Linked DNA regions of Homo sapiens: region 1 is linked to region 2. A link is an interaction called in ENCODE POLR2A ChIA-PET data of the cell type or tissue named here. Cell type or tissue: OCI-LY7. All regions are shown on one strand. Links, peaks and the distances in the headings refer to the core of each region. The heading gives the core; the rest is flanking DNA. Region 1 holds the start of SLC52A1 (solute carrier family 52 member 1). Region 2 has its middle 13 kb from the start of HASPIN.

What was found. ChIA-PET counts read pairs that join two places held together with the same protein. Peaks named below come from ENCODE experiments on the same cell type or tissue, not always from the same donor. Only the 100,000 strongest peaks of a DNase experiment are listed, where the experiment ranks them.
Region 1: POLR2A ChIA-PET joins it to region 2 with 5 read pairs; 1 of 35 experiments calls an interaction of 5 or more read pairs at or near these places.

What each region holds. Positions count from the first base shown.
Region 1 is chr17:5,028,877-5,036,073 of GRCh38, forward strand. It overlaps SLC52A1 (solute carrier family 52 member 1), which reads right to left and starts at 6,550. Exons shown (of 5, transcript NM_017986.4): 1 at 5,985-6,550; 2 at 5,601-5,837; 3 at 4,603-5,482; 4 at 4,385-4,508; 5 at 3,726-4,293. The coding sequence starts at 5,730. The coding sequence ends at 4,081. It overlaps LOC105371501 (a long non-coding RNA gene), which reads left to right and starts at 1,930. Exons shown (of 4, transcript XR_002958101.2): 1 at 1,930-2,021; 2 at 2,145-2,295; 3 at 2,698-2,793. RefSeq lists a silencer at 2,792-2,881 and an enhancer at 2,902-3,041. In OCI-LY7, for the core only: a CTCF peak has its summit at 2,652; a DNase peak (open chromatin) is centred at 2,735; H3K4me3 peaks cover 919 bases; H3K27ac peaks cover 364 bases.
Region 2 is chr17:3,707,214-3,714,410 of GRCh38, forward strand. It overlaps a transcript of P2RX5 not described here. Among named protein-coding and RNA genes, the nearest start is that of HASPIN, 13 kb to the right of the region's middle. RefSeq lists a silencer at 3,609-3,809. In OCI-LY7, for the core only: no CTCF peak of the experiment used is centred there; DNase peaks (open chromatin) are centred at 3,968 and 4,717; H3K4me3 peaks cover 2,174 bases; H3K27ac peaks cover 2,500 bases.

The DNA.
Region 1 (7,197 bases), core at 1,749-4,248, 1.3 Mb after region 2:
GCTTATTACAGCCTCAACCTCCCAGGCTCAAGTGATCCTCCCACCTCAGCTTCCTGAGCAGCTGAGACTGCAGGTGCATGCCACCATGCCCAGCTAATTTTTTGTAGTTTTCTAGAGGCAGGGTTTTGTCATGCTGCCCAGGGTGATCTGGAACTTCGGAGCTCAAGCAATCCATCCATGTCTGCCTCCCAAAATGCTGGGATTATAGGCGTGAGCCAGTCACCTTTTCCCTTTTATTTTATTTTATTAATTTATTTTTATTTTATTTTTGAGACAGAGCCTTGCTCTGTCGCCAGGCTGGAGTGCAGTGGTGTAATCTCGGCTGACTGCAACCTCTGCCTCCCAGGTTCAAGCGATTCTTCTGCCTCAGCCTCCCGAGTAGCTGGGATTACAGGCGCGTGCCACCATGTCCGGCTAATTTTTGTATTTTTAGTAGAGGCGGGGTTTTACCGTGTTGACCAGGATGGTCTTGATCTCTTAACCTCGTGATCCACCTGCCTCGGCCTCCCAAAATGCTAGGATTACAGGCGTGAGCCACCGCACCTGGCCCTAAAAGTAGCCTTCTTTTCCCTTTTAAAGAGTTAGTGTCCATAGCTACTGGATGCCATTTTGGTTCAGGTGGACCGTGAATAGGTTTCACTCATCATGCCCAAAGGTTGCCACTCCTGACAAGTCACAGACAACGCTTGCACCATCATCTTCTTCCTTCAGAGTCTGTGGTCCCCTGGATGTCACTAAGGTCCTGCTTCCTGTACCAATAGGTTTTAAACACTACCCAAGGCAGGCTGGCTTTAAATATCCTACTTAATCTGGCTGACAGGCTCTCCCTGCACCTCTGGTACTCTGCTGCCTCATTAACAGCTCCGGCTACTCAGTTAAGGTTGGCATAGTGTCCATCTCTCCAGGTCAAAGGCCAGCAGCCTCTGCCTTGTACAGGAGTGTTCTCACTCCTGCTACCCACTTCTGTCTCTACTGAAAGGCAGGAGGAGACTGTGGCATCATTGGGATAGTACATTTCATCTAAAAGCCTGGTCACTAGATGTGAGTTGTAGAAACTGCTTCTCTCATCCCTCAACAATTTCACAGTTGTAGGAGCTGACATTAACCTGCCATGCCCCCAACAGCTAGGCGCGGTGGCTCATGCCTGTAATCCCAGAACTTTGGGAGGCCAAGGCAGGTGGATCACCTGAGGTAAGGAGTTCGAGACCAGCCTGGCCAACATGGAGAAACCCCCGTCTCTACTAAAAATATAAAAATTAGGCATAGTGGCACACACCTGTAATCCCAGCTACTCAGGAGGCTGAGGCAGAATTGCTTGAACCCAGGAGGCGGAGGTTGCAGTGAGCTGAGATTGCGCCACTGCACTCCAGCCTGGGTGACAGAGCAAGACTCAGTCTCAAAAAAAAAAAAAACAAAAAAAAAACAAATCCTGCTGTGTCCCCAACAGCCTCACCAATGAGAATTTCCACCTCAACTCCTCCTATTCCTTCCCCCACCTGCCCTCCCCACCTTAATCTCTGGAGAAGGAATATGTTTTGAGATAACTGGGAAAGTCTTGCCCTGTGGTACAATCCATTAAAGGTTCTTTACAAATGACCAGGGAAGCTGTTCTGTTTTTTTGTTTTTGTTTTGTTTTGTGTTTTGTTTCTTAAAGACAAGGTCTTGCTCTGTCACCCAGGGTGGAGTGCAGTGGTGGGTCTATAGTTCACTGAGGCCTCAAACTCCTAGGCTCAAGGGATTCTCCTGCCTCACCCTCCCCAGTAGCTGGAACTACAGGTGTGCGTCACCATGCCTGACTCTGGCTGTGTTTTGTTTTGTTTTGTTTTTGTAGAGACAGTGATCTTGCTATGCTGCCCAGGCTGGTCTCAACCTTATGGGCTCAAGTGATCCTCCCACCTCAGCCTCCCAAAGTGCTAGGATTACCTGCGTGAGCTATAGCGCCCTGCCTGTTCTGGGCTTCTTGCAGAGCCTCTTCAGCTGCAGAGAAGCAGCTCTCCTTTCTCCAAGTCCAGAGCCAACAGGTGAGGGCTGCAGTCAGAATCTCTGGAGCACACAGACCTGGGCTCCAGCCGTCTCACTAATTAGCTGTGGTACTCTGGGTAAGTCACCTTCTCTGAGTTTCAATTTCCTTTTCTGCAAAACAGGACGAATAATGAAGCTGTTGGGAAGATTTACTGATAATACATGTAAAGGGTCTAGCACATTTTAGGAGCTCAAGGTTGGTGCCTTCCCTTTTTCTTTACTCTGAACCGGATATGAGGCCTTGAGAAAGAAGAGAGGCGCTTGCAAAACGAGGTGAGGTCTCAGGCACAGTGGCTCACGCCTGTAATCCCAGCACTTTAGGAGACCGAGGCGGGCGGATCATGAGGTCAGGAGTTCGAGACCAGCCTGGCCAACATGGTGAAAGCCCGTCTCTACTAAAAATACAAAAATTAGACGGGCATGGTGGTGGGCACCTGTAATCCCGGCTACTTGGGAGGTTGAGGGAGGAGAATCGCTTGAACCCAGGAGGTGGAGGTTGCAGTGAGCCGAGACTGCACCATTGCACTCCAGCCTGGGCAATAGAGCGAGACTCCGTCTCAAGCAAGCAAGCAAGCAAACAAACAAAATAAAAAACGAGGTCAAGTTTCAAAAGATGTCACCCCCAACCTGGCAAAACTTCTCCTCAAGCCCTGTCGTTCCACTCTTGTCCGCCAGGAGGAGAAAAGGTTCCCTCGAAGGACGTCTTTGCTTGCGCGTTCACGGAGCCTTGAGAACGAGTGGCCGAGGGGACCCCTGCGGCCCTGCGCGCCTGTGAGTCTCCCGGGCGGGCGGGCGGTGGGGGTGCGAGGCCGGGGGGTGGGTGCGAGGCGTGGGGGAGGTGCGAGGCGGGCGGGGCGGGGGGCGCGAGGCGGGAGGGCGCACGCGCAGAAGGCTGGCTGGGGTGACGCGGCGCCGGGCTTGGGCTTCTGTATTCCGCGTGTCTGGAGGAAGGTCCGGAGGTGGGCGGGAGCCCTGCGGGGATTTCCTCTTCCCCCAGGACTAGCTGTCATCTTCGTTTTTCAGAAGGGAGGACCTGACTCCTTTCAGAATTAGCATTTCTTCCCCTTCGTGGGTGCTCTTGAGTTCCAAAGAAAAGGAAGAGAAGCCTTCATTGAGCAGCTTCTTCTGCCTTAGGGACTGTGCTAGGGGGTAGATCGACCTTAGGGGAAACAATCCCCGCTTATTAGAGGAGGTTTTGGATCAGGGTTTGCTTTATTTGAAATTTAACAAATACAGAAAAGCAGAAGGAAGAAAATTGAAGTAATCCATGTTTCCACTGGGCGCGGCGGCTCACGCCTATAATCCCAGCACTTTGGGAGGCCAAGGCGGGCGGATCACGAGGTCAGGAGTTCGAGACCAGCCTGACCAACATGGTGAAACCCCCCGTCTCTACTAAAATTACAAAATTAGCCGGTCGTGGTGGCACACGCCTGTAATCCCAGCTACTCAGGAGGCTGAGGCAGGAGAATCGCTTGAACCCGGGAGGCAGAGGTTGCAGTGAGCCGAGATTGCACCACTGCACTCCAGCCTGAGCAACAGAGTGAGACTCCGTTGTCTTTAAAGGCCAATCCCATAGCAAATGACAGAGACTCACTTGAGTAAGAAAGGTTTTTGACAAGAAAACCCACAGAAGAAGAGATAAGCTGTGGATATAAGAAAGGCACTACAATCTGTATTTAAATCTAATTGCACACTAGATAATATATGTATGAAAAATTATTTAATCCAGTTTCCTGATTTCATTATATATTTCTTATAAGGTTTTCATTAGGCTTTTGTTTTTGTTTTTGGTTTTAAATAAAAACACTTTATTGCACAAATCCCACAAAGGTCTCAGGCCCTGGGTCCAAGCCCACAGCCCCAACCTGTCCCCTGGCTCTGGGCCTGGTCTTTGGTGCCCACCCTGGCCTCACATGCCAACGTCTTCTGTGGAGTGTGCAGGTGTCCATGAGCGTTCCTGTGTTGGGGGAAGCCTGCCTGGGCCACAAGTAGTCAGGCACTGTGGCAGCCTCACGATGAAGACAGGTGGGGTGGAGTTGGGTCCCCACCTGCCCAGGCTCAGGGGCCACAGGGGTCTACACAGTCCTTTCTGCTTTGAAACACGTGGTAGATGCTGGTGGGAGGGAACATGGCACCGGCACCAAGCAGGGAGCCCACTTGGATGGCCACACCAGCTGCCAGCAATGCCGGCCGACCCCCACCATGCAGCAGGGAGCTTGCAGCCACCTTCACATATGAGAACACACACAGACACAGCACCCACGACAGCACCTGCAAGGGAGGACACAGCAGCAGGCTGAGCATGACATGCACTTGCTCCAGGGGACACCCTCCTCCCCACTTCATGTCTCCACTTGCTCACCACAAGGACCACCCCTGCAGTGGTGCCCACCAGGGGTGGGCAGGGGCTCAGGATTGCCAGTGCCATCAGGTAGGCCCCAAAGAGCATGCCCAGCAGAGAAAGACCAACCAGCCCTGCCAGGGACCTGTTGGGGATGAGCAGAGACTCAGGGCTGGCTGTTCTGGGACCTGGACCCCAACCTTAAGTTCCACCCACCAAGCCTGGGGACCCTTTTGCACCTGCACAGCACGCCCATGGCCAGGAAGCAGGCAAGGGGGTTGGCGGCACTGCCCAGCACCACAGCCAGGTGGTAGGCCAGGCGCCCATAGGGCAAACAGGAAAAGCTCTGCACAGAAGGCAGCACGCCATTGGTCACGGCACTGGTGAAGGCCATCAGGCCCAGCAGGAAGGCACCATGGGCTGAGAACAGCTGATGGGCCTCAGGGTCTGGGCCAGGGATGGTGCCTGCTGCCTGGCTCGGTGGCTCCTGCAATGGCAAAGCCTCTTCTTCCTCCTTCTCTTCCTCCTCTGCTCCTGGGGATCCCAGTTGAAGTTCAGGCCCTGAGCCCCCTGTGGTTACAGAGGGTAGTGATGGCAACAGCAACAGGAGACCCCGGAAGGCGGCAGCTGAAGTGACCAGAAGGGCAGTCAGTGCCCAGAAGAAGGTGCTGGCAGGAAAACGCTCAGGGAAGTCGAGGGGAGGCCCAGAGGTGCCATTGGTGGGCGCTGGTGGGCACTCGAGGCGGCCCACACCTTGCACTAGGGCCAGCACACAGGGGAGTAGGGCACTGAGACCCTGACCCAGGAAGAAAGACCGTAAGAAAGGAGGTGGCAGGTGGCTCAGGAAGGGCAGGAAAGTGACATTAGAGGTACAACAGGCCATTGCCAACACCAAGGCCAGAGTTAGGAAGGCCACAGAGTGGAGCTGCCCTGCCACTGGGGCCACGTGGTGCCACAGAGGGGCCAGCAGGGCTGTGCCCACTACACTCAGCACCTGTACCACCTGGATGGGGACCTGCTCGCCCTTGCCCGGGGCCAGCTGCCTCCACAGGGTCACCACCAGCAGACCCAGGTTTCCCAGCGCCACAACCACAGAGAGGTATGAGGGGAGGCTCCAACCTGCAGGGAAGGAATGATGCCATGTCAGGAGCACAGTGGCTAAGGGACAAAGAGCTGCCACAGGCCACCTTTCTGGGCATACCTGCCCCACGCTTCCCTGTACCTCCCTCCCACTCACCCTCTGGAAGGTCTTTTACCACCACAGGCAGCTCCACCCAGATCCCGTTCACAGCAGCCCAGGAGCCCATGCCAAAAAGGGCCACCAGCAGGTGGGTCAGCACCAGACGGCCCAGCGTGGGTGCTGCCATTCAGCCCAAAGCTGGACCCTCCAGGACAGGGCAAAGGTCACAGGCAGGTCCTTCCCTAGGTAGGTCCAAAGATGCTTTGGTTCTTCTGGAAACTGAAGACCTTCTAGCTGGAGGGAAACAGACAGGCTGGCAGGTAATAGGCTGGTGGGACAGAACCGGAGTCAGAAGACAAGTCGGTCAGACTGCTAAGACCAGGGCAACTGGAGGGAGAGGTGGCCGGGGGCGGGCGGGGAAGGTGGGGAGCCAGGACTTACCACGGGGCACCGGCTGTGCGTTTGGGTACAGCGACCCAGCAGTGCCGGCAGGCAGACAGGCAGAAAGCTGGCCCGAGGTGCAGCTGCCCCAGAGGAGCAAAGAGGGAGCTGATTTTCCTACCCACAGAGGACCCGGGGTCCAAGTTGTCAAAACAGCTCAGCACTGGCCGGGTGCGGTGGCTCACACCTGTAATCCCAGCACTTTGGGAAGCTGAGGAAGGCAGATCGCCTGAGGTCAGGAGATTGAGACCATCCTGGCCAACATGGTGAAAACCCGTCTCTACTAAAAATACAAAAATTAGCTGGTCGTGGTGGTGGGTGCCAGTAATCCCAGCTACTCAGGAGGCTGAGGCAGGAGATTCACTTGAACCCGGAAGGTGGAGGTTGCAGTGAGCCAAGATCACACCACTGCATTCCAGCCTGGGCGACAGAACGAGATTCGGTCTCAAAAACAAAACAAAACAAAACAAAACAAAAAAACAGCTCGGCACCAACACGCTCACCCTCAAATGGACCCCGGGACAAGGGCACGTCTCTGGTGCCACTTGCAACCCTAGCGCTTTTGCGACACTCAGGACTTGCTGAGGCAGGTCGAGTTGGAGAGGGGAGTGGCTGGGGCGGGCTCTGCCCGGAGGGGCGTCTCCGTGCTGCCCTCCCGCCTGCCTCAGGGGGGCATCCCGGGAGCCGCCAGGTGCGCAGGGGTCCCCGCACCTCCGGATCCGGCAGTCCCCGGACCCAGCGGCTGGCGGTCTGCCTGAGAGGGAGCCCCCTCCGCCGGGGAGGCGGCCCAGCCCAGAGCCCACACAGCTGGGGTTTTGTTGTTTGTTGTTTTAATTAATTAATTAATTTTGAGACGGGGTCTCACTCTGTCACCCAGGCTAGAGCGCAGCGGTGCGCGATCGCGGCTCACTACAGCCTCAACCTCCCAAGCTCAAGGGATCCTCCCACTCAGCCTCTCCCCACCCCCCCACAAGTAGCTGGGACCACAGGCGAGCATCACCATGTCCAGCTAATTTTTTTTTTTTTTTTTTTTTTTTTTGGTAGAGACAAGGTCTCACTATGTTGCTCAGGCTGGCTTGGCACTCCTGGGCTCAAGCAATCTTCCTACCTCAGCCTCCCAAGTAGCTGGGACTACAGACGCACCACACCTAGCTACCGCCACGCTCAGCTGTTTTTACACTTTTTTTTTTTTTTTTTTTTTTTGAGACGGAGT
Region 2 (7,197 bases), core at 2,958-5,457:
CAGACCGGTGTTCACTGTAGAATTCGACTTTTCTGTATGTGTGAACATTTTCGTAATGCAACGTTTGGGAAAATACCTGACAAGGGGTTGCTGGACCACCAAAAGGATCTACAGCCCACCGAACAGTCAGAAACCCCTAACCTAGAGGTACTGGTGTCCTTAACCAGCTAGCCAATCCAGTCAGTTCTTCATCCGGGAGCCAAAAGACCCCAGGCCTGGGTATCCCAATTCCACTTAGGCTGGCAGCCTTTTGCCAGACTAAGAAATCAAAAAGGTTTGCAGCACCAAAGTGAGCCAGTGGTGTTTTCTCTCATTCATCCCAGCACTCCAACCTTAGCCTCAGATCTCACAGCTCTAAAGAGAGGAAAGATCACGCCGAGAAACCAAAGCCAAGAGCTCGAAAACGTCTGGCAGTTCTGGGAAGGACTAGTCCAGACCCCCCTCTCGGCCCTGGACAGAAGATGAGGCATCCACAGAGACCACACCTTCAGTCCCCCTGACTACTGTGCCCCCAGGACTGCAACTGGCTGCGGGGTCCTAGGAGATGGTTAACCAGGAATCTCGGCCAGACGCGGTGGCTCACGCCTGTAATCCCAGCACTTTGGGAGGCCGAGGCAGGTGGATCACGAGGTCAGGAGATCGAGATCATCCTGGCTAACACGGTGAAACCCTGTCTCTACTAAAAATACAAAAAATTAGTCAGGCTTGGTGGCGGGCGCCTGTAGTCCCAGCTACTTGAGAGGCTGAGGCAGGAGAATGGCGTGAACCCGGGATGCGGAACTTGCAGTGAGCCGAGATCATGCCACTGCACTCCAGCCTGGGTGACAGAGTGAGACTCCGTCTCAAAAAAAAAAAAAAAAAAAAAAACACCAGGAATCTCCTCCTCAGGGACAGAGGGAGGGCAAGGGCAGGGCCTCTCCCAGAAGCGGAAGGGCACCGTGGTCCTGTCTTCTCCCTGGTGGTACTTAGGAAGACTGTTTTTCAGACAGACCACCAATGATGACGGCTGCTTCCTAATGCCCACCACCTCATCTGTAAGACTTAGCTCCCCCACTTTGGAGAGCACATGGCTCTCTAATCCTATTAAAGTCAAATCACCCTTACTTGCCCAAAGGCTCAGAAGTTCAGAGGTAGAAATGCACCTCTTCTACCCCAGAAGCAGGGAGCAGCTCAGAAAAAGCTAATGAGAAAATACCAGGGTCATGTTGTTTGAACTGGACAAGAAAGAAAAAGCATAGAGGAAAAAAAAAAAAGTCATCTTAATTCATGGAAAAATACATGGCCTTGCCAACAGTCAAAGAAAAGTAAAACTGAAACTATAATTATATACCCATTAAGCAAACAAATTAAGTAAAAATGGAGATTCCAGAACAAGTTCACGCTGCTGATAACCACATAAAGTGGTCCGGTCTTTCTGGAAAGCACTTCGGCACTGCAGAGCAATTACAAAAAGTTTTTAATTCCACTCTTGGAAAAAGCTAAAAGGGCTTCTTTACAAATTGTGATTAATTCCCCAAAGATTATGTTAGCCCAAGATGATACCCTTCCCTCTATTCCCCCACCTGACCCCCAGCATTTAGCAGCAGCATTTAGCTTCTGACATGCATTCCTTGAAAACGGTCACAAATGGCAGAAGATACCATCTTATTTATGCAACCCCCCTCAAAAAAAAAAACCTTTGTACTTAGATATAAATATATATAAATACTTAGAGATGCACAGAATATGGTTTGGTTTTCTTTCTTTTCTTTTTTTTGAGACAGAGTCTTGCTCTGTCACCCAGGCTGTAGTGCAATGGCACAATCTTGGCTCACTGCAACATCCCCCTCCCGTGTTCAAGCGATTCTCCTGCCTCAGCCTCCCAAGGAGGTGGGATTACAGGCGCCTGCCACAACGCCAGGCTAATTTTTGCATTTTTAGTAGAGACAGGGTGTCACCATGTTGGGCAAGCTGGTCTCGAACTCCTGACCTCAGGTGATCCACCCACCTCGGCCTCCCAAAGTGCCCGGCTCAGAATATGGGTTTGGAAAGATACACGTTAAACCAGGTCATCTCAGCCTCTGAGGAAGAGCATTGAATGAAGCAAGGTTGCGACAAAGGCAAATTTTCACTTTTTACTGATTTCACTATGAGAAATGTACCTATTACTCATGTACTTTACAAAATTTGCTCCCACTAATAAAAAAACAAAGCAAGTCAACCGAAGTTGGGAATTGTCAATTTAGGTGCATCCTCCTGAACTCTGCTATTAGGACGACGATGCTTCCTGAAGTGATTAAGTTTCCCTAAGCCAGGCACAGTGGCACATGCCCTTAGTCCCAGCTACTGCAGATCACTTGAGCTCAGGAGTTCAAGTCCAGCCTGGGTAACAAGGTGAGACCCCAGTCTCCAAAAGTAAAAGTTAAAAAATTTTAATAGCCAGGTGCAGTGGAGGCTCAAGCCTGTAATCCCAGCACTTTGGGAGGCTGAGGTGGGTGGATCACGAGGTCAGGAGTTCGAGACCAGCCTAACATGGTGAAACCCCGTCTCTACTAAAAATGCAAAAATTAGCTGGGCATGGTGGCGGGTGCCTGTAGTTCCAGCTACTCGGGGGGCTGAGGCAGGAGAATCGCTTGAACCCAGGAGGCGGAGTTTGCAGTAAGCCGAGATCATGCTACTGCACCCCAGCCTGGGCGAAAGAGCGAGACTCTGTCTCAAAAAACAAACAAAGAAAAACAAAACAAAACAAACAAAAATTAATAAAATGAAAGTTTCCCTTGATTCCATATACTGAATCTGTTCCTAGTTCAAGTAATGGTAAAATTCTGGTGCCATTATAATATAATTATGACTAGAAGACCCAGAAAATCTTAACCAAATACCCCTCCTTGTAAATGTATTAGAGATGTGCACAGAATAATGCAGTAGTGCAGATTATTTAAGACTGCAGGAGGCCGGGCGTGGCGGCTCACGCCTGGAATCCCAGCACTTTGGGAAGCCGAGGTGAGCGGATCACTTGAAGTCGGGAGTTCAAGACCAGCCTGGTCAACATGGTGAAACCCAGTCTCTACTAAAAATACAAAAATTAGTTTGGTGTGGTGGCATGCACCTGCAGTCCCAGCTACTCAGGAAGCTGAGGCATGAGAATCGATTGAACCTGGGAGGCGGAGGTTGCAGTGAGCCGAGATCATGCTACTGCACTCCAGCCTGGGAGAAAGAGCAAGACTCTATCTCAAATAAATAAATAAATAAATAAATTAATAAAATGAAAGTTTCCCTTGATTCCATATACTGAATCTGTTCCTAGTTCAAGTAATGGTAAAATTCTGGTGCCATTATAATATAATTATGACTAGAAGACCCAGAAAATCTTAACCAAAAACCCCTCCTTGTAAATGTATTAGAGATGTGCACAGAATAATGCAGTAGTGCAGATTATTTAAGACAGCAGGAGGCCGGGCGTGGCAACTCACGCCTGGAATCCCAGCACTTTGGGAAGCCGAGGTGAGCGGATCACTTGAAGTCGGGAGTTCAAGACCAGCCTGGCCGACATGGTGAAACCCCATCTCTACTAAAAATACAAAAGTTAGTTGGGCGTGGCGGCATGCACCTGCAGTCCCAGCTAATTAGGAAGCTGAGGCATGAGAATCGATTGAACCCAGAAGGCGGAGGTTGCAATGAGCCGAGATCGCACCACTGCACTCCAGCATGAACGAGAGCGAGACCCTGTCTCAAAAAAACAAAACAAAACAAAAAAAACTGCTGTTCCCTCCAATAACTGCATCCAAAGTTCAGCGGGTCCCAGCTCAGTCCTTTTCTGGGTAGCAGAGTGGCCCTATGGCATGACTCACTGTTCTTGGATCTATGCAAGCTCTACCATTTCCTGTCCCAGGCAGAGGGTGAAAAGGAAATGAGAAAGGCCTAGCACCTAAAAGGCAGCTTGTAGAAGAAAGACCGGCTGGGAAAGTACCCCATGTGCTTTCTGTTCTCCTTTGCCCTGGTACAGGATAGTGAGTGCAGATTCGAATAACCTGTTTCTCTCATGATACCATCTGAACTTTGGAGGGATGAAACCAATGAAACCAAGCAGGTGTGAAAACCTAAATTGGCCACGTTATTTAGACCTCATTCAATTACGAGAAAAGGTTACTCCACAGGGCTGAGCCCAGCACTCATTCTTTTTTTTTTTTTTTTTTTTTTTTTTTTTTGAGACGGAGTCTCGCTCTGTCACCCAGGCTGGAGTGCAGTGGCGCGATCTTGGCTCACTGCAAGCTCTGCCTCCCGGGTTCAAGCGATTCTCCTGCCTCAGCCTCCAGAGTAGCTGGGATTACAGGCACCCACCACCACGCCCAGCTAATTTTGTATTTTTAATGAAGATGGGGTTTCTCCATGTTGGTCAGGCTGCTCTCAAGCTCCCGACCTCAGGTGATCTGCCCACGTCGGCGCCTCCCGAAGTGCTGGGATTACAGGCGTGAGCCACTGCGCCCGGCCTCATTATTTATTTATTTATTTATTTTTTTGAGACAGGGTCTCGCTCTGTTGCCCAGGCTGGAGTGCAGTGGCACGATCTCGTCTCACTGCAAACTCTGCCTTCTGGGTTCAAGCGATTCTCATGCCTCAGCCTCCTGAGTAGCTGGGACTACAGGTGTATGCCACAGACCTTGGCCCAAGCCATAGCATATGAATTTGTAAAATCTAACCATGTCGCACTTAAAAGTGTCTTCCTCCTCATTAAGTAGTTCCTGATGTAGTTCCCCCGATTACAGCTGCCTTGCTCTAACGCCAATTGGATCAGCACGACTCAGTAAGTCAATAACAAACAGGCTTCCCAGTGACGATGGAAGTGGGGTCTTATTTGCAATTTTAAAAAGTATAAAAAGCAGGGGCTTTTATATAATATGAAAACTTGGACACAACTCCTGAGCACAACAGGAAAATAAGTAAGCAAACTTACCTGTGTGTTTTCCCTCAAAGGCAAATTCCACTGAAACAACCCAAGAGTTACAAGGAAGGGGAAAAGCCTGTGGCAGCATTGGAAAACAGAGAACAATATCATCAAGTGACCGATAGCACAGACGGATTTCTGAACGAAATGAAGATGATGGAATCAGATCAACAGGGAAGCAGATGGTGCCCAACAGCCTAGTGATGTAACACTGGCAAGGTACGGGGCTCCATGAGAGGTGAATGGGCTGCTCCAACCAAGCCCTAGAAACTACCCAAAGGCAGAGCAGCCGGGGCTGGGATAACAGGCAGGTGTGAGGCAGGCAGAGGAGGGCCAGAAAAGCCCTCCCATTACAACCAGGTACACGGTTTACTTCTCAGAGCTCTCCACGTCCTAGTCAAAGAAGTAAGGGTAGCCAAAAGTAGAAATATCAGAAAGACTCCAAATTGCCATTATTTGCAAATAAAATTGTCTCCTTAGAAAAATCCCAAAGAATCAACTAAAGAGTGATTTAAAAACAGTTTGGCCGGGCCCGGATTTGGCTCATGCCTGTAATCCCAGCACTTTGTGAGCCTGAGGCGGGTGGATCACCTGAGGTCAGGAGTTCGAGACCAGCCTAACATGGTGAAACCCCATCTCTACTAAAAGTGCAAAAATTAGCTGGGCATGGTGGTGGGTCCCTGTAGTCCCAGCTACTCGGGAGGGTGAGGCAGGAGAATTGCTGGAACCCGGGAGGCGGAGGTTGCAGTGAGCAGAGATCACACCACTGCACTCCAGCGTGGGCGACAGAGTGAGACTCCGTCTCCAAAAAAACAAAACCACAGTTCAGTAAAATGGCCAGATAAGATAAACATTCAAAACCACCAACTGTTCTAAGTGCAAACTCTAAACAGTCGGGGGAAAAAACGGTATTTTCACACAGTAGCAACAAAAGCATAATAACAGGTCAGGCGCAGTGGCTCACGCCCCAACACTTTCAGAGGCTAAGGCAGGAGGATCACTTGAAGCCAGGAGTTTGAAATCAGCTTGGTCAACATAGCTAGATCCCATCTCTACAAAAGAAAAATTAAAAAATGAGCCGGGCATAGTGGCTTGCACCTGTAGTCCCAGCTACGCAGGAGGCTGAGGCAGAGGACGGCTTGAACCCAAAAGTTCAAGGCTGCAGCAACCTATGACTGCATCACTGCCCTCCAGCCTGGGCAACACAGTGAGACCCCCCCAAAATAAATAAACAAATAAAAATGCAGCTGGAAGTAAGTCTTTATAAATTAAGACCCCTTTGAAGAAAATTATAAAACCTTGCTGCAGAGTGTTTTTAAAAATCTCAGCATTGCCAGGCGCGGTGGCTCATGCCTGTAATCCCAGCACTTTGGGAGGCTGAGGCAGGTGGATCACCTGAAGTCAGGAGTTTGAGACCAGCCTGACCAACATGGAGAAACCCCATCTCTACTAAAAATACAAAATTAGCTGGGCGTGGTGGCGCATGCCTGTAATCCCAGTTACTCAGGAGGCTGAGGCAGGAGAATCGCTTGAACCCGGGAGGCGGAGGTTGCGGTGAGCCAAGATCACACCATTGCACACCAGTCTGGGCAGTAAGAGCAAAACTCTGTCTCAAAAAAAAAAAATAAAGTAAAATAAAAATTAAAAAATAAATCGCAGCAAGCGGAGTAGAAAGGAAATCTATAAAGATATCAATGCTCCCAAACTTAACCTGTATGTTTAAATTAAAACCCCAAAGAGTTTCTTCTGGAAATCTGAAAAATTGATACTTAAGAATTATCTGAAAGGATACAATCGATAATTTTTTTTTGAGACAGTCTTGCTCTTTTGCCCAGGCTGGAGTGCAATGGCGTGATCTTGGCTCACTGCAAGCTCTGCCTCCCAGGTTCACGCCATTCTCCTGCCTCAGCCTCCCGAGTAGCTGGGACTACAGGCACCTGCCACCGCACCCGGCTAATTTTTTTTATTTTTAGTAGAGACGGGGTTTCACCGTGTTAGCCAGGATGGTCTCCATCTCCTGACCTCGTGATCCACCTGCCTCAGCCTCTCAGAGTGCTGGGATTACAGGCGTGAGCCACCGCACCCCGCCTATTTTGTTTTTTTCTTTTTGAGATGGAGTCTCACTCTGTTGCTAGGCTGGAGTGCAGTGGCACGATCTCGGCTCACTGCAACCTCCGCCTCCCAGGTTCAAATGATTCTCCTGCCTCAGCCTCCTGAGTAGCTGGGACTACAGGCACCCGCCACCATGCCCAGCTAATTTTTGTATTTTTAGT